Linked DNA regions of Homo sapiens: region 2 is linked to region 1. A link is an interaction called in ENCODE POLR2A ChIA-PET data of the cell type or tissue named here. Cell type or tissue: GM12878. All regions are shown on one strand.

Region 1 (5,000 bases):
TAACCATCTTACTGCACTAAGGAGAGAAGAAATGCTTTATATGAACTCATTTCATCACAGAATATAAAAAGACATGAATACAAGATCTGTGAAATTGGTTTTTTTAGTTTTGGGTTTTTTCTTTTATTTATTTATTTATTTGAGACAGTCTCACTCTGTCGCCTAGGCTGGAGTGCAGTGGTGCAATCTCGGCTTGCTGCAACCTCCGCCTACTGGGATCAAGCCATTCTCCTGCCTCAGCCTCCCAAGTAGTTGGGATTGCAGGTGCGCGCCACCACACCAAACTAATTTTTGTATTTTTAGTAGAGACAAGGTTTCACCATGTTGGCCAGGCTGTTCTTGAACTCCTGACCTCAGGTGATCCACCTGCCTTGGCCTCCCAAAATACTGGGATTACAGGCAAGAGCCAAGGATCTGTGAAATTTAATAAAATTGAACATCAAGTCAAAATTTATTTTAAATAACAAATGTTTGGGAGTAAGGAATACAACATCTACTTAATGCCACTGTCTTTCTTCATACAAAGTGGCCAGTAGTTTTATCCATGACACTTTTGCACTATCAATGAAAATGTCAACACAATGAAAAACACAAACTGGCCAGGCATGAATGCCCATGTCTATAATCCCAGTACTTTGGGCGGCCAAGGCAGGAGGACTGCTTCAGGCCAGGAGTTCAAGACCAGACTGGGCAACACAGTGAGATCTGTCTCTACAAAAATAAAAAAATTTAGCCTGGTGTGGTGGCACATGCCTGCAGTCCCAGGAGGATCACCTTAGCTGAGGGGTTCAAGTCTGTAGTAAGCTGATAATAGCACCACACTCTGGCCCAGGAAACAGAGTGAGTGAGGCCCTGTCTCAAGGACGGGGAAAAAAAATGCAAAGAATATCTTATCTTGACAACTCTTTGACAGGCTCTCTGGGACCTCCATGGTTGACAGATCATACTTTGATAACCACTGATCAAGCCAAATGAAGATATATTTTTAATAATGAGTATATGAAGTAAAAGTCATCCCAAATGGAAAGAATAAAGAAACTGTTTCCATCCATAGATGACATACATAAAAAAGTCCTAAGGGATCCACTAAACAATTTACAAATGAGTTCAAGGTTGCAGGATACAAGATCAAGGTACCAAATCAACCATATTTCTATATATTAGCAATGAACAATTCAGATGTAAAATCTAGAAAAACAATTTTACAATAGCATCAGAAAGAATAAGATTCTTATTCTTTGCCCAAAATGTATTGAATAACAAAAAGTGCAGGCCAGAGGCCGGATACAGTGGCTCATGCCTGTAATCTCAGCACTCTGGGAGGCCAAGGCAGGTGGATCACCTGAGGTTGGGAGTTCGAGACCAGCCTGGCCAACATGGAAAAACCTGTCTCTACTAAAAATATAAAAATTAGCAAGGTGTGGTGGCGCATGCCTGTAATCATCCCAGCTACTCTGGAGGCTGAGGCAGGAGAACTGCTTGAACCTGGGAGGTGGATGTTGCGGTGAGCCAAGATCGTGCCACTGCACTCCAGCCTGGGCAACAGGAAGGAGGGAATGGAGGGACGGGAGGGACAGGAGGGACAAGAGGAGCGCTCGAACCTGGAAGGCAGAAGTCATGCCACTGTACTGCAGCCTGGATGACAGTGAGACTCCCTCTTAAAAAAAAAAAAAAAAGTAGGAAACTACAAAATATTGTTTAAAGCATTATAGACAACCTAAATAAATAGAAAGATATCCCATGTTCATGGATCAGGAGACTTAATATTGTTAAGATAGTAATAATCCTCAACTTGATACACAGATTCACTACAATCTCTACCAGAATTCCAGCTGGCATCTTTGTAGAAGTTTTCAAGTTGATCCTAAAACTCAGAAGGAAACTCAAGGGACCCTGAAGAGCCAACATAATTTTGAAAAAAAAAACAAAAACAAAAAAAAAACAAAGATTTACACTTTCTGACTTCCAATCTTATTACAAAGCCACAGCAATCAAGACAGTGTAGTACTGGCGTAAGGATAGACATACAGATCAATGAAACAGAATACAGAGTACAGAAAAAAACCCTATATATGTACAGGCAAATGACTTTCAAACAAGGATGCCAAGACCATGCAACAGAAAGAATAGATTTTTCTAAAAATGAAGCTTGGACAACTGAACAGCCTCATGCAAAAGAATGAAGTTGTATCAGCCGGCGCGGTGGCTCACGCCTGTAATCCCAGCACTTTGGGAGGCTGAGGTGGGTGGATCACGAAGTCAGGAGTGCGAGACCAGCCTGGCCAATATGGTGAAACCCCGTCTCTACTAAAAATACAAAAATAAGCTGGGCATGGTGGCGCACGCCTGTAGTCCCAGCTACTCGGGAGGCTGAGGCTGGAGAATCACTTGAACCCAGGAGGCAGAGCCTGCAGTGAACAAAGTTCATGCCACTGCACTCCAGCCTGGGCAACAAACCAAGACTCTGTCTCAAAAAATAAAAATAAAAATACAAAAAGTCTTAAACAAAAAAAAAGGACTGAAGTACTGGCATATGCTACAACATGGACAAAACTGGAAAGCATTATGCTAAGTGAAAGTAGGCAGTCACAAAAAAAACAAATATTAGTATTCCATATACACGAAAGGTTCAGAATAGGCAAATATATTAAGAATGCATATTGGTTGTTGCTTCGTGCTACTGAAATGGGAAGTAGCTTAGGGTGACTGATTGCTAAAAGGTAGGGGAATCCTATTGAGGTGATAAAGTGTTCTAGACTTGTTTGTGGTGATGGTTGCACAACTCTGAATCAGTCGGGTGCCAGTAAGGTATGTGAATTTATTAGATTGGTACAAAAGTAATTGTGGTTTACAAGTGGCAAAACCCCAATTATTTTCGCACCAACCCAATAGTTCACTATAGCTGTTAAAAAAATTATAAAGTATGGGAGGCTGAGGTAGGGAGATCACTTGAGGGCAGGAGTTTGAGACCAGCCCGGCCAACATGGTGAAATCCTGTCTCTACTAAAAATACCAAATAAATAATAAAGTAAAATAAATGATAAAGATGTGCAAATATACCATTTTAATTGGGAACAACAAACAAAAATATCCAGGAGTACATGTAAAAAGAAATACGCAGAACCTACATAAAGGGGAAAAATATAAAACGTCAAAAAGAAACAAAAATTATGTAAAAATGGGAAGATACATTATTTCCTTTCGGGAAAGACACCGTAAGATGTCAACTCTTACCCCACTTATAAACATAATCCAATTTCAATAAAAATTCCAATAGAAACGGAGGAGATGCAAAAAAAAAAAAAAAGGATTCTAAAGTTTCATCTTAACAAATGAGTAACTTGGCCAGGCACGGTGGCTCACACCTGTAATCCCAGCACTTTGGGAGGCCAAGGCAGGCGGATCACGAGGTCAAGAGTTCAAGACCAGCCTGGTCAACATGGTGAAACCCCATCTCTACTAAAAATGTAAAAAAAATTGGCTGGGCATGGTGGTAGGCGCCTATAATTCCAGCTACTCGGGACGCTGAGACAGGAGAATCACTTGAACCCGAGAGGTGGAAGTTGCAGTGAGCCGAGATCATGCCACTGCACTCCAGCCCAGGTGACAGTGTGAGGCTTCATCTCAAAAAAAAAAAAAAAAAAAAAAAAAGAAATGAATAACTTTTCACAACCTATTTGGTTTAACGGCACCAGGCACAAAGATAAATTATAAAGTGACTAAATTAAAACTAGATGATGAAATAATAAACAGCTTAAAAATAGGCCTCCAAGAATATACTCATAAATTCTGTACAAGACAGACATGGTGCTGGGTGCGGTGGCTCACGCCTGTAATCCCAGCACTTCGGGAGGCCAAGGTGGGCGGATCATCTGAGGTTGGCAGCTCACGACCAGCCTGACCAAGAGAGAAACCCCGTCTCTACTAAAAATGCAAACTTAACCGGGCATGGTGGCACATGCCTGCAATCCCAGCTACTCGGAAGGTTGAGGCAGGAGAATCGTTTCAACCTGGGAGACGGAGGTTGTGGTGAGCCAAGATCATGCCATTGCACTCCAACCTGGGCAACAAGAGCGAAACCCCGCCTCAAAAAAAAAAACAAAAAAACAAAAAACCAGACAGACCTGGCATTTCAAATCAATGGAAAAGAGAGAAATTCAAATTTGCTAAAATCACTAAGTCATTGTTCAGAAAAATTAATGTTAGATCCTACTTCATACTTGATACCAAAATAAATTCCAGATGAATAAAAAATTAAATTTAACAAATCCATAAAAGCTAGAAAAAGACTTAATTGAAAGCCGGGCGCAGTGGCTCACGCCTGGAATCCCAGCACTTTGGGAGGCTGAGGCGGGCGGATCACGAGGTCAGGAGATCGAGACCATCCTGGCTAACACGGTGAAACCCGTCTCTACTAAAAATACAAAAAATTAGCCGGGCGTGGTGGCGGGCGCCTGTAGTCCCAGCTACTCGGGAGGCTGAGGCAGGAGAATGGTGTGAACCCAGGAGGCGGAGCTTGCAGTGAGCCGAGATCATGCCACTGCACTCCAGCCTGGGCGACAGAGCGAGACTCCGTCTCAAAAAAAAAAAAAAAGAAAGAAAAAGACTTAATTGAGTATCTAATCTTGAGTGGGAATGACCTTTCTAAATAACAAAAGACTACTTGCCATTAAAACTCAAGAACCATGCCAAGTGAAGTGGCTCGTGCCTATAATTCCCGGCACTTTTTTTTTTTTTTTTTTTTTTTTGAGACAGAGTCTCACTCTGTCACCCAGGCTAGAGTGTAGTGGCGCGATCTCAGCTCATTGCAACCTCGACCTCCGGGGTTCAAGAGATTCTCGTGCCTCAGCCTCCCAAGTGGCTGGGATTATAGGCATGCATCACCACACCCTACTAATTTTTGTATTTTGGGTAGAGACAGGGTTTCACCATGTTGGTCAGGCTGGTCTCCTGACCTCAGGTGGTGATCCACCCGCCTCAGCCTCCCGCCAAAGTGCTGG
Region 2 (5,000 bases), 81 kb after region 1:
CTGTAATCCCAGGAGTTCAAGACCAGCCTGGGCAACAAAGAAAAATTAATAATGAGCCAGGTGTGGTGGGACACGCACTTATGGTCCCAGCTACTCAGGAGGCTGAGGTGGGAAGATTGAGCCTGGGAAGTCAAGGCTGCAGTGAGCTGTGATCAAGCCATTGTGCTCCAGCCTGTGTGACAGAGCAAGAAAAAAGTTTGATGACTTTAAAATCTGTCAGTTATCTTTCTCTTATACTTTACTTTATCATGGGTTTAATTCTATGGTTATAAACAATAAAGCATCAAAAACAGGGTAGGAAGCACTCTCACAACCATTTCTGACAAAGATACCTTATAATCTTTAGCTTGGCTTTTATTCTAGTCTTTTTTAAAACAATCGTATGCTCGGGTGGGCACCGTGGCTCACGCCTGTAATCCCAACACTTTGGGTGGCCAAGGTGGGTGGATCACGAGGTCAGAAGTTCAAGACCAGCCTGGCCAACATGGTGAAACCCCGTCTCTACTAAAAATTCAAAAATTAGCTGGGCATGGTGGGGCGTACTTGTAATCCCAGTTACTCAGGAGGCTGAGGCAGGAGAATTGCTTGAACCAGGACCCGGAAGGCGGAGGTTGCAGTGATTTGAGATCACACCACTGCACTCCAGCCTGGGCTACAGAGTGAGACTCTGTCTCATTACAAAAAAAAAAAAAAAGAAAGAAATTATATGCTTATCCTGGCTTTGATGCTTTATTTTAATCATGACCTTTTCCTCAGGTAGGAAATACAATACCACATTCATGACTATCCCATACATCAATCAGGAAAACACACTGCTACACACTCAATAACTTATATGGTTGTTCTCTACCCAGAAACCCACCAGAACCACTGTGGTTGCCTGAAAAGATCAGACGCCTGCTTCCATTGTGAGTCTGTGGTTACAAGAGTTAATGTGTATACTTTAAAATACAATCATACACATTTCTATTTGATTTCATTAAAGGACTGATGGGCATAATGTGTCATATGAGAAATGACAGAAGGCCGAAAGAATAATGATGTGGCTTATCTAGGGCCAAAGCACATTTTAGCAGTGTTTTGGTCTTCTCCCTGAGAATATCTAGCTAGATAACCTTATCTAACTAGAGGAAAAGTTGTATCAAAGATCCTCACACAGTAAAAGTTACTTGGTCAAGTTACCATTTTGTCAGATGCTTTGAAGTGATAAGCATTCTACACAGAATCAAATACTTCCCACACTATCACCACTCACATCAATCGCTACATAAATAATATTCTTTCCTGTTAGTTGTAATTTTACTCTCTGATGCTACTTCTAGTATTTGCATTCTGATTTATTCTAATCCCACCATTCTTACATAATGTTCTTTATAAACTTAAAACCCCAGCAGGGGTTTAAAAAAAAAAGACACAAAAGCAAACTAAAGAGAGAAAACCTAGCATCTCCCTTGTACTACTAACTGAATGGTGAAAGCATTTTAGTTGCTAAGCAATAGAGTTCAAGATCTTTAACAGAACACAATATTGGAGAAAACATCCAACTCTTCCCGCATCTTTTTTCTAGCTGTCTACTTGGCTAAAAATAGAAAAATGCTGATAACAGAGGGTAGAGGGTAGTCCTAATGTTACACTGCTAAATATCCTACTATACTAACCATGTATGCAGAAGTTCTGTCTACAGATTAAAAGTCACCCTTGTAAATAATTTCTTCCCCTCCCCCAAGTTACACATTCCTTTAAAAAAAAAAAAACCTACCTACAGCTTTTTTTCCCAGTTGACTTTAAAAGCTTAATTAGCATAATAAATTTTTCTTGTCATTAGTGCATATTTTATGAGTAGCAAAAAAAAAATTTTTTTAATTTTAAGCAATGAGTATCACATATGCTAAATCATTTTCATTATACTGCTAAATGTACCCTTTAAGCTGAGTGCCTTCTACCTATCAAGCACTGTAATAGGTGCTTTTAAACCTCATAACTAACCCTCCAATCTCTTGTAGGACAGGTCATATTTGTACATGGGACTTAAGCAATGACTAGAGAGAGCTTCCAAGAATCAAATTAAGACGTCTAACACTAAAAATCATGTTTTCCACTATAGCAGCTCGCTGCTACTACTACTCCTTTTCCTTTGAAATAAGACCCCCAAGGAGGTGGTAAACGAAAAGTAGACTGAACTAACGACATAGGACTTTTAGAGACCAAAAGGACTCCTTAACCAGCTTTAAGCTCTAAATCTTGTTTCTTCATTTATAATACAAAATAAGTTTGCTAGTTATTTCTACGCAACTGATTTTGTCACATGATCTATTAACTACTGCAGACAAAATCCTTTTACTTTGGGAAAGTTAACCTATTGTCCTTACAAACAAAAAAATTTAGAAACACTTTTCTTAATCTACTTTTTATTAACAAGTCAATTTTAAAACAAACCATTAAATTTCTTAATACTATGAAACATTATTAAAAGCAGTATTGCTGTAATATATTCTCAATTACAAAAATTGCCACTAATTCTGTTACAAGCCATGAAGAACACTGCTCTATGTTGGTTTATTTATCATACCTTTAGATGTAGTGAACTAGTTTAGTGTGAAGATTAAACAGTATTAGTAGCTGAATCTATGCGGAAAAAATTAAATGCCCTTTTTCCCAATGGCTACAGACCTGTGCTTCCAATATTACATTCAGAGTTGAACCCAACCTTACTTTCATAGCTTCCTCCAAAAGCAGCTGCTTTCTATGCATCCATGCTAGAAGAAATGAAGCTTAAAGCTTCATGTTGAATGTATAGCATGAGTAACAACTAAATGACAGGGATAATAAATACGGATGGTTAATTTTTTCAAGAATGCTTTAGGAGATAATATACTGATCAAAACGCCCTAAAAGTATAAACCTGGGCTAACAAGCTTACAGAATCACTGCAAGAGTAATTTTTTCTACTTTTAGCGTTTCCATGGACCTTTTTCAAGTTTCTACTATAGTAAAAGCAGTACTGTTGCATTTCATAAGGGAATGGAAACATTTATACATGATGCTTTTTGGACTACTATAAAAGATAGTACTGTATCCACCTTATATATTTTCAGAAAGTGTAATGGCACTCAGGTTTAGGTTTTTTTATTTTATTTTATTTATTTATTTTTATTTTTGAGACGAAGTCTCATGCCGTTGCCCAGGCTGGAGTGCAGTGGCGCAACCTCGGCTCACTGCAAGCTCCGCCTCCCGGGTTCACGCCATTCTCCTGCCTCAGCCTCCCGAGTAGCTGGGACTACAGGCGCCCGCCACCACGCCTGGCTAATTTTTTGTGTTTTTAGTAGAGACGGGGTTTCACCGTGTTAGCCAGGATGGTCTCGATCTCCTGACCTCGTCATCCGCCGGCGTCGGCCTCTCAAAGTGCTGGGATTACAGGCGTGAGCCACCGCGCCCGGCCGGCACTCAGTTTCTTAATTATGCAAATATAAATATCTTGACAATATAAGTAACCTCCCATCTACTAGCTGAACATTTATCTAACCAGAAATCTACTGTTCTGGCAACAAAACTACCATAAAAGATTTCTGGCCAGGCGCGGTGGCTCATGCCTGTCATCTCCACACTTTGGGAGGCCAAGGCAGGCGGATCACGAGGTCAGGAGATGGAGACCATCCTGGCCAATATGATGAAACCCATCTCTACTAAAATACAAAAAATTAGCTGGGCATGGTGGCGCGTCTGTAGTCCCAGCTACTCGGGAGGCTAAGGCAGGTGAATTGCTTGAAAACCTGGGAGGCAGAGGTTGCAGTGAGCCGAGACTGTGCCACTGCACTCAGGCCTGGTGACAGAGCAAGACTCCATCTGAAAAAAAAAAAAGATTTCTGACCCAACTGCAAAACTTTTTACTCATTCAAAAACATGTTTGGGCCAGCACGCGGTGGCTCATGCCTGTAATCCCAGCACTTTGGGAGGCCGAGTCAGGTGGATCACCTGAGGTCAGGAGTTCCAAGACCAGCCTGGCCAACACGGTGAAACCCCATCTCTACTAAAAATACAAAAATTAGCCAGGCATGGTGGCGTGTGCCTGTAATCCCAGCTACCAGGGAGGCTGAGGCAAGACAATCGCTTGAACCCAGGAGGCAGGGGTTGCAGTGAGCTGAGATAGCGCCACTGCACTCCTGCCTGGACCACAGAGCGAGACTGTCTCAAAAAAAAGTTTGGCCCCACAGGTAAAAAATCAAGTTTTTTTTCTTGTGACATATACAATTTAAAATTGTACACACATTTCTGTTTCACCTTTTAGTTGGGTTCAAAAAAACCAAAAATCTTAAACTGATCAAAATTTGGTTTATGTTTAAGATAATTCCCTACATTAACAGTACCACTTTGAAAAGTGCACAAAATTCAACTAACATAAAAATACTTGGTATTCCTGTTTTTATTTAAACAAACATATCTGTGAAGTACTTCTGTAAATGTTTTAAAAGTAGAAGAATCGTATTAGTGCCAAACATATTAAGTATATATAAAAGTACAGAGAACCTTTAATACCTACAAAGTATTTAATAACATTTGGCTCTTAAGGACAAAACAAGTATAATATTCCAAAACAACCCACTCTAACCATGTCAAACATGCAATTTCTTTCTCCAAACCAATTTTCATTATGGTTAATACAGAATTCCAAATTAATGCAAACTATGGAATATCTTTTTTAAAGGTGATAATTTAAAATTTTATTCTAAACCCAACAACTCTGTTACACTGTCATAATGTTATAAAGTTTTGGTTGGCTACTTTACCTGGGCTCCTTCTCCATGGTATAAGCAATTCACCACATTATCTAATAAGTTGATATCCAGTTTTTGGCTGAAATCAAGCAGCTGACGAGCTGCATGGTCTGCTAACATTGTCATAATTGCTGGCATAGATTACTGAAAATAAAGAAAAAAAATTGAAGCTGCCTATCAAGTTTTGGTATTATCAAAAACTTCCTACAAGTTATTTTACTTCAACCA

Evidence for each region. ChIA-PET counts read pairs that join two places held together with the same protein. Peaks named below come from ENCODE experiments on the same cell type or tissue, not always from the same donor. Only the 100,000 strongest peaks of a DNase experiment are listed, where the experiment ranks them.
Region 2: POLR2A ChIA-PET joins it to region 1 with 6 read pairs; 18 of 35 experiments call an interaction of 5 or more read pairs at or near these places.

What each region holds. Positions count from the first base shown.
Region 1 is chr2:61,447,595-61,452,594 of GRCh38, forward strand. All of the region lies in intron 1 of USP34 (ubiquitin specific peptidase 34), which reads right to left. Among named protein-coding and RNA genes, the nearest start is that of USP34, 21 kb to the right of the region's middle. RefSeq lists a silencer at 2,683-2,782. In GM12878, no CTCF peak of the experiment used is centred here; a DNase peak (open chromatin) is centred at 2,801.
Region 2 is chr2:61,528,988-61,533,987 of GRCh38, forward strand. It overlaps XPO1 (exportin 1), which reads right to left. Exons shown (of 25, transcript NM_003400.4): 2 at 4,785-4,916. The coding sequence starts at 4,910. Among named protein-coding and RNA genes, the nearest start is that of XPO1, 6.9 kb to the right of the region's middle. In GM12878, no CTCF peak of the experiment used is centred here; no DNase peak of the experiment used is centred here; H3K4me3 peaks cover 2,337 bases.